Linked DNA regions of Mus musculus: region 2 is linked to region 1. A link is a contact called in ENCODE POLR2A ChIA-PET data. All regions are on one chromosome and are shown on one strand. The core of a region is the stretch at or near the end of the contact, and the rest is flanking DNA. Distances in the headings are between cores, read along the strand shown.

Evidence for each region. ChIA-PET counts read pairs that join two places held with the same protein, here RNA polymerase II (POLR2A).
Region 2: POLR2A ChIA-PET joins it to region 1 with 11 read pairs in Patski. The contact joins the enhancer-like site here to the promoter of Pten in region 1. POLR2A ChIA-PET finds 5 or more read pairs at or near these places in 2 of 5 experiments (Patski and embryonic stem cell).

Annotation. Positions count from the first base shown.
Region 1 is chr19:32,755,564-32,760,759 of GRCm38, reverse strand. Pten (phosphatase and tensin homolog) reads right to left here and starts at 3,183. Exons shown (of 9, transcript NM_008960.2): 1 at 2,237-3,183. The coding sequence starts at 2,315. It also overlaps the pseudogene Gm36566.
Region 2 is chr19:32,972,631-32,977,826 of GRCm38, reverse strand. It overlaps Gm36914 (a long non-coding RNA gene), which reads right to left. Exons shown (of 4, transcript XR_877816.2): 3 at 2,379-2,482; 4 at 2,204-2,273. It overlaps Gm36860 (a long non-coding RNA gene), which reads left to right. Exons shown (of 3, transcript XR_877814.3): 2 at 2,439-5,196. Among named protein-coding and RNA genes, the nearest start is that of Gm36860, 5.1 kb to the left of the region's middle. Within about 2 kb of position 2,853, at least 1 of the 3 ENCODE cell types and tissues checked has a DNase peak (open chromatin) inside an H3K27ac peak, as active enhancers do.

The sequences.
Region 1 (5,196 bases), core at 1,934-4,433:
TGATGCTGCTTTCTACGCATACCATAACTAAAGGGAGAGCTTTGGATTTCTTCAGCCACATAAACTGCACGTGCAGAAGCCCATGCAGTATGAAATCAAATAAGGAACTGCAATCACGTCACTGCTCAGACAAAAAAAAAAAATTTACAAAATAATCTTGAAGTCCTTTGGGGAAAGGAAGGCAAAGCAGAAGTGTACTTTGGACTCTACAAGAAGTCTGCCTACCAGGCATTCTAGACTTTTCTTTGAATGTTTTTTTTTTTTTAATTAAATAGATACCTGACTAATTCCTTCTAGATCGAGATTATTAACATTAATTCACACCAACAGTAAACTGCCTTGAAGCAAGTGACAACTCAGAATGCTCACCAATTATCTTTTGGTCAAGTTCATCCTGAGTAAAGCTTCTCAATTAACGCAAACTCGGAAATTAAAGATTCCTTTCAAACTGTATTTTTAGCTCGAAAGAAAATTAGCCTGTGTGAAGCCAGCTCTTCAGTGAGAGTTTCATCTTCATGTCAGAACAAAAAACTCAATCAAAATTAGCTATGCATTTTATATGCCACTAATGTAATCCATCAAACCTCTTCCAAATGAAAATATTTCTTCAAAAAAAATAATAAATTAATTAATAAACAAAGTTCTCCATAGTGATCTATTAGCAGGACATGTATAGACAAGTTGCTGCTGCCCTTCCACCTTAAGAAAATGTCTACTAATATTAACTAAAAAATAATTTTTACAAAGAATACCTTACCACCAATTATAAAATTACATAATTTTAACTAAATACTGTTCAATGCTACAAGTCACATAACAAAATTTTGGGTTGTACCAAAAGGCCCAATCATTTAAAGGCTCAGTCACTTCAGACCTGCAACTTGTGTTTTCGCACACCTTGCACACTGGCCTCCCCAAAGCTCTCAATTTCTGTCAACACTTCCCACTCTGCAAAAGAGGAGGGCTCTCTTTCCTACCCCTGATCATAACCAGCACCATACCTGAAACTGCAAAGATAAATGCTTTAAACCACGAACTTTTGAAGTACAAAGGCCTAACTTTTAGACAATCAGAACTATACAACGTTAAAATTCTTGGGTTTCTGTCTTATTCAACAAGCTGACTCAGTAAATTACTGCATGCAGAGAGCTAGCATACCTACAATCTGGAGCCAGTGATCCATTCCTGCCAGTTTGTCTGGATATTAGCGGGCTAAATTATACTTGACGTTCTGCACAAATCAGGCTAAAACCCACTGATAAGCCAACGAGTCAGAGCACCTGAAACAAAAAATATGAGCAGCGAATTCACGCTACTACTTAAATTTCATGTGAGAACTGAGTTTAACCTCTGCAGTCATTTGCCACACACAGCAAGCATCCCTGGACTCACAGACATCATCATCTGGGATCAAAAACTATTCGATCTCCATTCTATCAAGTGTGGCGAGGTCAAATGAATGGAACATACCACTGAAATGCAAATTTCATATCCTATCCCACATCTCATCAGGAAAGAAAGTCTAATTTAACAAAGTTCTATTAAAAGCTCCAATGATATATATTCTGGCACTATTGATTTTAAACTACAAAACTTCCAAATGCAGGCTCCAAATTTGTAATTACGTCGGTTTAAACACACAAAACTACTTCTACCCTCAAATGTGCACCGTCCATGCTGACGATGACTATGCTTATAAAGTTATGCAAATCAGTCCACAAGTCACATTTCAGAAAAATCTTCCAATGCAACCCAGGAAACTAAAAACAATCACTGCAAGATTCTGAGGCAACATGCCTACGTGCAGCACGGACTTTCATTTTAATCTCATCTACACCCTAGATCTAGGGCCCAAGTCACGATCTAATCGAAATATGCACAACCCAAAGCGTCTATTTTTTTTTTTTTTTTTAGTTCATTTAGAAGGCTGGATTGACGAGCTCGCTAATCCAGTGTACAGTACTCTGTATTACCGGACAATAGATTTTAAGAAGAGACCACAGAGCTCGACAAGAAAACAATCCGTGCCTTGACACTTGCAAGGAGGCATGAGTTCCGTCTAGCCGAACACTCCCTAGGTTGAATACACTGGAAGAGACACAATATGCACGATCTAGAAATGCGCCCAGAATTAAACGTTATAGTCACCCCAACTACAGAAATTTTTCGCATCCGTCTACTCCCACGTTATCAGAGTGACAGAAAAGCAAAGAGGAACAGCCGCAGAAATGGATACAGGTCAAGTCTAAGTCGAATCCATCCTCTTGATATCTCCTTTTGTTTCTGCTAACGATCTCTTTGATGATGGCTGTCATGTCTGGGAGCCTGTGGCTGAAGAAAAAGGAGGAGAGAGATGGCAGAAGCTGCTGGTGGCGAGGCTTCTTCTGCAGGATGGAAATGGCTCTGGACTTGGCGGTCGCTGATGCCCCTCGCTCTGCTGCCGCTTGGCCCTGGACCGCAGCCGGGTAATGGCTGCTGCGGCGGCTGCTGGATGGTTGCAGAGACTGGGCCTGCTTCTCCTCAGCAGCCAGAGGCCTGGCAGCCGAGGCAGCGGAATGGGGAGAAGACGGATAATCCTCGCAGCGGCTGCCTCCTCCGGCGGCCTCCGGAGCCCGGGCCAGGGGGGGTGCGGCGGCGGCGGACGGGAGGCTTAACACCGGCCCGGGTCCCTGGACGTGCCGCCGCCGCCGCCGCCGTGTTGGAGGCAGGAGAAGGGGAGAGAGCAACTCTCCGGCGTTCCCAGCCCTGGCAATGGTGACAGGCGACTCCGACCCCCTCCCCGGAGCCGCGGCCGCCGCCGCCGCTTCTCCCCCCCGCTCCAGGAGCGGGAGGTGCAGCCGCCGAGCCTGCGCCGGCTCCCGCTCGAGCCCACGGCTTCTTCCACCGTCTCTCTCCGAAGCTGCTCAGAAGCTGCCCGGTTAGAACAGACGACGAGGAGGCGAGGCCCGCCGCCGCTGCCGCCGCCGCCGCCCGGCCGGCTCCCCGAGGGCGCTGCCCCCGCGGCTGCTCACAGGCGCTGAGAGGGGCTCTGGGCCGTGGCCGCCGCCGTCTCTCATCTCCCTCGCCTGCGCCGGGCCTGGCCTCACAGCGGCTCAACTCTCAAACTTCCATCATGGCTGCAGCTTCCGAGAGGAGAGAGCTGAGCGCAGCCGCGTCCCGACGCCCAAGCGCGTATCCTGCCGCAGTGCACAAAGAGTCCCGCCACATCACCGTGCGCCGGCCAGCCCGCCCCCTCCGCCGCCCCGCCGGGAGAGCAGGGCGCCTCGGAAAGCCGGAGGGGAGGCGGGAGGCGGGCGGGAGGCGGGCGCTGAGCCGGGGACGGGGCGGGGCGGGGCGGGGCGTCGGAAGGGACAGGGGCGGGGAACGCCGCGGAGCATGCCCAGTGTGTCCGCGGCTCGCTCCCGGAGCTACGCCGGCTTTGGCCTCAGCGCAGAGAGACCCGGCAAAGGTACAACAGGCTGGGGCCGAGTGAGGGTGCGCTGAGCACAATCGCTGACCGCTCACAGGTGGATCGCACTAGCTGACCGCCTTGGTCGGTGCTCCGGGAGCCTCAGGGGCAGGATTATCCTTCCTGCGTCTGTCCCTGCGTTTCTTCGGAACGGCTTTCATTCCCTGCCCTGCGCTGTGGTCAGATTGCAGTGCTTCGCTAGGATTTGTCGGCGACAGTCTTTACCTAGATAACACACCTCTCCCCCTCACGGTGTCCTCAAGGTGTCAGTCTTTGCACAAAGAACAACCCCTATTGTGTCTCCCGCGTGGGTCACCTCATCGGGCTCCGGTTCCCTGCCCCGCCTCTTGCTTCCCAGGCAGCTGGGTTCATTTGCCCGAAAGATGAACGCTCCCAGCCAAGCATGATGATTGTGCATACGGGGCGTGTACATTCACATCTCCCCTGAGTTTCCAGGGCCCAAAGGACACCCCTGGTTGGACAAAGTGGGTCTCCGTGAATAGAGTGCACCTCACACACACCCCTCCACCGCCCGGTGATGAGACCCGCAGCTCCCCGCAGCGGTGGGTCTACCGGATCACAGCCAAGCTCAGTCTTCAAAGAGCTAAGCCCCCACCCCCAATCCCCACTTCGTGGCCGCTATGAAAACCCGGCAGAATTGGATCGCGATGGCCAGGTTCTGACCCTGTCGGACCTTGCATGTTCGAGGACCCGGTTACTGAGCCCGGGTGTGGAGTATGGGACGTTCGGAAGCTGCAGCCAGCGAGTGGGCGGGGCGAGCAGGCCTGGGAGGGCTCAAAGGCGAGGTGGAAGGATACATGAGCCGCGGTCGGAACTACTTTCAGGAGGAGGTCACGTGTGGTCCTAGTTGGGGAACTTTCCAAATTCCCATTCCCCTATCTGTGTGCTCCTGGGGCAGGAGCTTGGTCCCCTCTGCTCTATTAGGTGATCGCCCCCGCCTCCTTCTCCCGTGTGGTCTGCTGGACCCCTCTCTTGCCGGATCGGAGCAGAGAATAGCATCCACGAGCCGTCCGCAGGAGCGCTGTCGGGGCCGAGCGCCTGGGGAGCTGGTTACACAAGCAGCCACATCCAAGCACGTGCCCCCGCCACCCCTCTCTGCTGGCCGCCGCCGGTTTGTGCACGCTGACGCGGAGAGTCCCCAAGCTGTTCCTCCCTTTCGCTTGTAACCCATAGAGCTAGCCAGAAGGCCGGGACACGAGACTCCTGTTCTGGATCTGCCCACACCGCGCGTTCCCAACCGTGGGAGAAGAGGCCGGGCCCTAGGGGGAGGCGCGGGGCGGGGGTGGGGGGGATTGACGCATCTCCTTCGCTTAATGAGGTGAACCCTTTCTAGATCTGTACTCGCGGGGCAAAAGGGTATCTCCTGTTGCTGCTGGCTGGTTAGGCTTACCGATGTTGCAACAAACTTCCAGTCACTGCCCCTGAACTGGTGAGCGCGCCCCACCTACCGTAGACTCAGCCAAGTGACTTATCTGAGCACCTAGTCAATGGCTGTCAGCCCAGAACAAACCTGTCAAGTAAAAGCTTACTGCCGGGATTGGCTGACCTGTCGCGGTTGAGAGAGCTGGTTCAGAAATGCTGATAACTAGCGTACAGCCCCTCCTCCCCCACCAACCAGCCACAAAGCAAGCGATCACCTTGAGCTTGGAGGGAAAAAAAAAATGACATCAACTCCAATGTAGGTAGAGTTTTCTTCCTTATTGTTCTTTTCCCAGGGGACTTAATTC
Region 2 (5,196 bases), core at 1,604-4,103, 220 kb before region 1:
AATGGCTTTAGAAACTTTAACAATTTAACTAAAACCTAGGTGGAAGAATTACCCCCTGGGATGTTGGGCCTATTTTTTCCTATTCCTTTCGTCCCACTGATTCTGTTTCCTGTCCACCATGAGAAAGCTCTTTTACCATGTGTTCCTACACTGAGATGTTCTTATCAAACATACAGAGGTAAGCCACTCTGGAATTGAGAGATGAGATAAATCCTTCCACAACTGAGTGATTTGGTCACAATGATGAAAGGTTGATATAATCATAACGACTGTGGTGATACGGATATTAGTGGTGGCTATAACAATGATGGTGGGATGGTGCAGTGGTTTTAATGGTGGAGGTGGTGGTGTACTCTCTCAGCCATGATATGATCCATGCCTTCTGAGTGGGTCCTGCCAAAAATATTCTCCTCGTGACAGAACCCCACTCACATGTCCAACCTGAATTTTAAAAAGATCTTGAATATTCTCTGTCCTCTGACACAAAACTGATGGCTTCAAATCCTGAGCCTCTCTGATTCCTTCACAAATATCCAACCTAGTCCTTATGTTTTTATATTCATGTCTCTATCTCTCCTATTGGATTCTTAACTCCTAGAAAGTGGAAAGTTTGCATCCTATCTTTGCATCCCTGGTACCTAGTGCAACATCAAGGCAGACACTAAACTACATGGTCAAAGAAACAGTGAATGATAAACAGTGCAAGAGACAATAAGCTTATGGAAGGGGCAATAAGTGTAAGACCGTTTGTTTATTTTTTAAAATTAGCACTATAAAAGTCCTTATATACAAAATGGGGGTGATAGGAGAGAAAGAATAGGGATGTGTGGTTTTGACACATCCACAAAATAACAGAATAGTGAGCCTAAGCCCACAGCCTGCACAAAGAATCTCTAGGACAAACAGAACAAGGACTACATTTCTTGTTCGTGATTATAAAAAACCAAGTACTAATTCAAGTTGAGAACTACCAGTGAGTTTTGAAAAATTGAAAGATATTCAATGGTAGTTGATCTAAGATTTTTTTTTCATTGTTTCAATGTACTACAACAAACAATGAAAGTCACTAATTCATGGGCGTAAGACTGAGATGTGAGCACACACACAGTTTCATTCTATGGTAGCTTATGTTATAATGGAAAGACTGAGGTCAGCAATGTTTCACAAAAATGTTCTCAGGGCACCTGCGCGTAGAAAAGCGTCTCCTTATTTCACTTTCAATGTATCACAGCAGAACGATTCTTCAAAAGAGTAAATATAAGCTATTGAAAAGAATGAACTATTCGCTGGGCATGCAGCATGATGGAAAAGTGCTTCCCTAAGAAGCTTGGAACCCCAGGCTCAGGCCTCAGTTCAGAAAGAAGAGGAAGGAATTAAAAGAGGGAAAGATGTAGAGAGGACAAAATTGGGCAACAATACACAGATCAAGGCCCCAAATTTACATAATTATTAGTCAAGAAAAAATATCAAAAAATATCAAGTCACTCTAGTTGTAAGAAATCCCACCATTGATGTCTGTACATATGGAATAGTCACTGTTTACAGGAATGCAATGCTCCACAAGCTATGTCTTGATATTATTTAATACAAAAAGTTAACTATTCTAAGAACAGGACAGTATAAAAATAGGACAAGATGATAATTTTAAAAATTTTTTTAAGAACCGAGCCTACTTGGTCGGTATGTTTTTCCATACCTGCTCCTCAATAAAATACCATTTTTCTCTTCCTCTACCGTGGTACACTTTCTTAGATTATACCACATATTGTTCCCTCTTCTCTATGCCAGAATCATTTCATAGCCCAGAAGTGAGTTTCTGCAGTATGCCAACTTCTGTCCTGCAAGGTGGGCTAGATCATCTCTTTCCCTCATTAGATCTTAAGCTTCTTTGCACTTCCCTTAATGACCCTCACAATACCTATGAAAAGCTTTGAGCAGGGTAGTCCTTAGTAATTGCTTGCCACATGGGGGTGAGGGGGGAATGAAGTAATGAATGAACAAATGAACCAGCTTTTACCCAGTGCCCCTGGAAACAGATTATTTGATATCAAAGATTAATGCTTCCCTTAGATTCAAGCTGCTGGAATCACTTAATTTCTTTGTATTTGGTCCACATGTGAAATTCCAACCAACATCAAATGAAAGTTTGATTAAACAGATCAGAAACAGCATGTGGGATAGCTGTCAATCCCCCTGAGGCAAGATGTGAGTCTGGAAACCAGAAGACCAGGACACTGCAGAGCCGAGGGCATTCAAAGGAGCCTAGGTTTTGCCTGTGCAAAAAAAAAAAAAAAAAAAAAAAAAAAAACCTAACCCAAAGTGTCCATCAACCCCCCCAAAACAAACAGCTAAGCTCAGAGCCCCATCAGTATTTGCACCTTGTCTTCCGGTTGTGACTGTCTTTGTATCCTGAGTTCCACTTCTCTGTTCATTCCTAGGCTGACTCCCCATCTTAAGGGACATGGCAACGGAGAACTCGGTGCTTTCGGGAAAAAGAAAAAAAAATTATAAGCTGAGAAGGCAAAGCTGACAGAGGAGTTTCCACTTTTGAGCTTCTTCTGGCTTCTCAGAAGCCCGTGTTGCCCTTGAAGCTAGTTTCCTAGAGTAGGGGAGGTTCCTGGGAGTCTGCAAGCCACCGCAGTTATCTGGTTAGCGATCAGAAGGTTCTTGGTGCTGCCCCAGCTGGGATTCCTTCCAAACCATGTCTGCACCACCTGTAACTCTTCACTCCACTAGCTTGCCAGAGACCATCCCAAGCCTGGGGGAATGTGGGGCGCTGCCATTCCACAAAGAACCACCAGCCAACCTTGGCTGAAGAAGGACAACCGTGTACATTGCAAAGGAGTTGGAGCTTCCAGCTAAGGGCACCTAGCCAGGCCTGGTATGCAAATCTGGGATTTGTGCCCAGGGAACCTGCCCCAACTTGCCCAGGAGAGAGCAAGGCCAGAAGAGGATGGGAAAGGTTCTCATTCTCCACCTCCCCCAAGCCCCAGCCAGCCCCAGCCAGCCCCAGCCAGCCCCAGCCAGCCCCAGCCAGCCCCAGCCAGCTCCAGCCAGCTTCACCCAGTTTCAGAAGCCTTTGAAGTTCTGGGCCAGGAGGTATGGCCAGTATAGATCTGGGGATGTTTGTTTGTTGTGAGTTGTTCTATTTTTCGGTATCTTGATCTCTAGAAGACACAAGCTTTGGAAATAGAAGTCTAGTTCAATCTTGGCCTTGTACTGGCTTTATAAGCCAAAGAAAGGTTCTCTGAACCTTTGTGTTATCTGAAATTTTTAATAACCCTAACCTAGAGAATCAAACCCTCAGCGCTGTTGAAATTTTAGTCTAGTTATTAGTTTAGGGGTAATTGGGTCCCTGCCCACTAGACACCAGAACTCTCACCCTCCCACTTATGACAGCTAAAACCAATTTCAGACACTGACAAACTATTCTCCAAGGGAAGAGACTAAATTACACCCAGCTGAGAACCAGTTACCTAACTCAATCTGTAGGTTTGTGTTGCGCACATTTTATTGTAAATCCGGAGTCCGGTTCTTATGAGCAAATGCAAGAACACTTGAGGATTCGTAATTGGTACTGCAAACTCTTCTCCCCACATTTCCCCTCTCCCCCACTGCTTCAGCACTCATCCAAATCCACAGATAGCCACTTCCAGGAGCCCTGAGCCTCTCTGGCATCAAAGTGCAGTGAGTCTGAGCACAAAGCAAGGTGCAAGTTTATCCCTCAGAAGTAGACATGAGAGACAGTAACAAGCCAGCTTCCTAGCTCTTCGATAAGCCCGAGGTGTGTTCTACTCCTTTCAGGAGTATCCAGTGAGACCACAGTGGGAACTGGCTTCCCAGTCTCACCTTCTGCTCCCCAACTTATTCCCTAGGCTTGCTTCCCAAATGCTTTCACAACATCCTCTGCCATTCATGGTTTTTAAAATAATAAACTAAGACATAAAAACTGTACCTCTTATTTCTATCAGTATTTTATTTCTCATTCACCAGGTTTCTTATTAGTTCTTAGCTGGATTGTAGGGTTTCGAAACTGTAATGTTTTGTTTTTGTCTTTTAAATTCTTATGATAAGTCAGAATAACTGATCTGCTAAAATGAGGGTCTTAACAGAGGCAGATAAGAGTCTGAAATTCTTATTTCTCAGTTTGACTTAGACCTCATCTATCCCTTTCACCCTCACCCAAAACACACACACACAAACTCACACTCATACAAAGTTGTCAGTTGTTGATTTACAGGAATAAGGATAACATGACAGCCTCTTTGAAGCATTGTTTCAAAGGAAAAACCAAAGTTTTTGTTAACAAAAAAGCATCATTTTTCTGAATCCCTAAAATGAGTTGGGCATTGAAGGTATATTCAAAATGATGCCATGGACCCTTACTGCAAGCTCTCCACTCTCTGGAGATTAATGAGCAAGCCCAAGATTACAGAAGTGTAGCAGATGCAGAAAAGGTCTACCTTCATTCACAGAGATCAGAGATACCACGTGGAGGAGGTCAGGCTCCAGCAGCCTGAATTTAGGACCTGCTGGCATCAACAGGGAAGAGACCTCAGAAACAGCTCCCAGATTCAGATAAATAGAAACATAGGCACCACGTAGCACACTGTCTTGGGAACTCACAGGTAATGCCCAGGTTGAATATGTGTCTTCGGGAATCATCAGGGCCAGCTAAGTGTTGAGAGAGGAAGATGCAGAGGAAAACAGACTGAGCCATGAAGCCCCTGCCTAATGTGCTATTTTAAGAAGTTTGATGTGTATCCTTTATTGATAACGTAGGCAGACACCTCTTCATCTTTCTGTTGCAGTGACTACTCTAGGTCAAAGGTATTAATTATGTGACTCATGATTTCAAGGATTTTAGTCCATGGTCTCTTGGCTGTACTGCATCTGGACACATAGAATGGTAGGAAAACACAGAGTGGTGAGGCAATGCCAAGATGCTCACCTCGCTGCAGTCAGGAAGCAAAGAGAAGCAGAATGACAGCATCCAGGGTTCCAACAGCCCCCTCAAAAAACCTCCTTCATGACCTAACTTCCTCTAGGATCCACTTCCTTAAGGTTTCACTACCTCCTGAGCAAGTCATTAGCACATAGACTCCGAGAGACATTTAAGATCCAAATCGTAACAGTAGCTAAAGATCTTAAGTGAAATTCTCTTAGTAATTTAACAAATACTAGCAGCTTCTACTG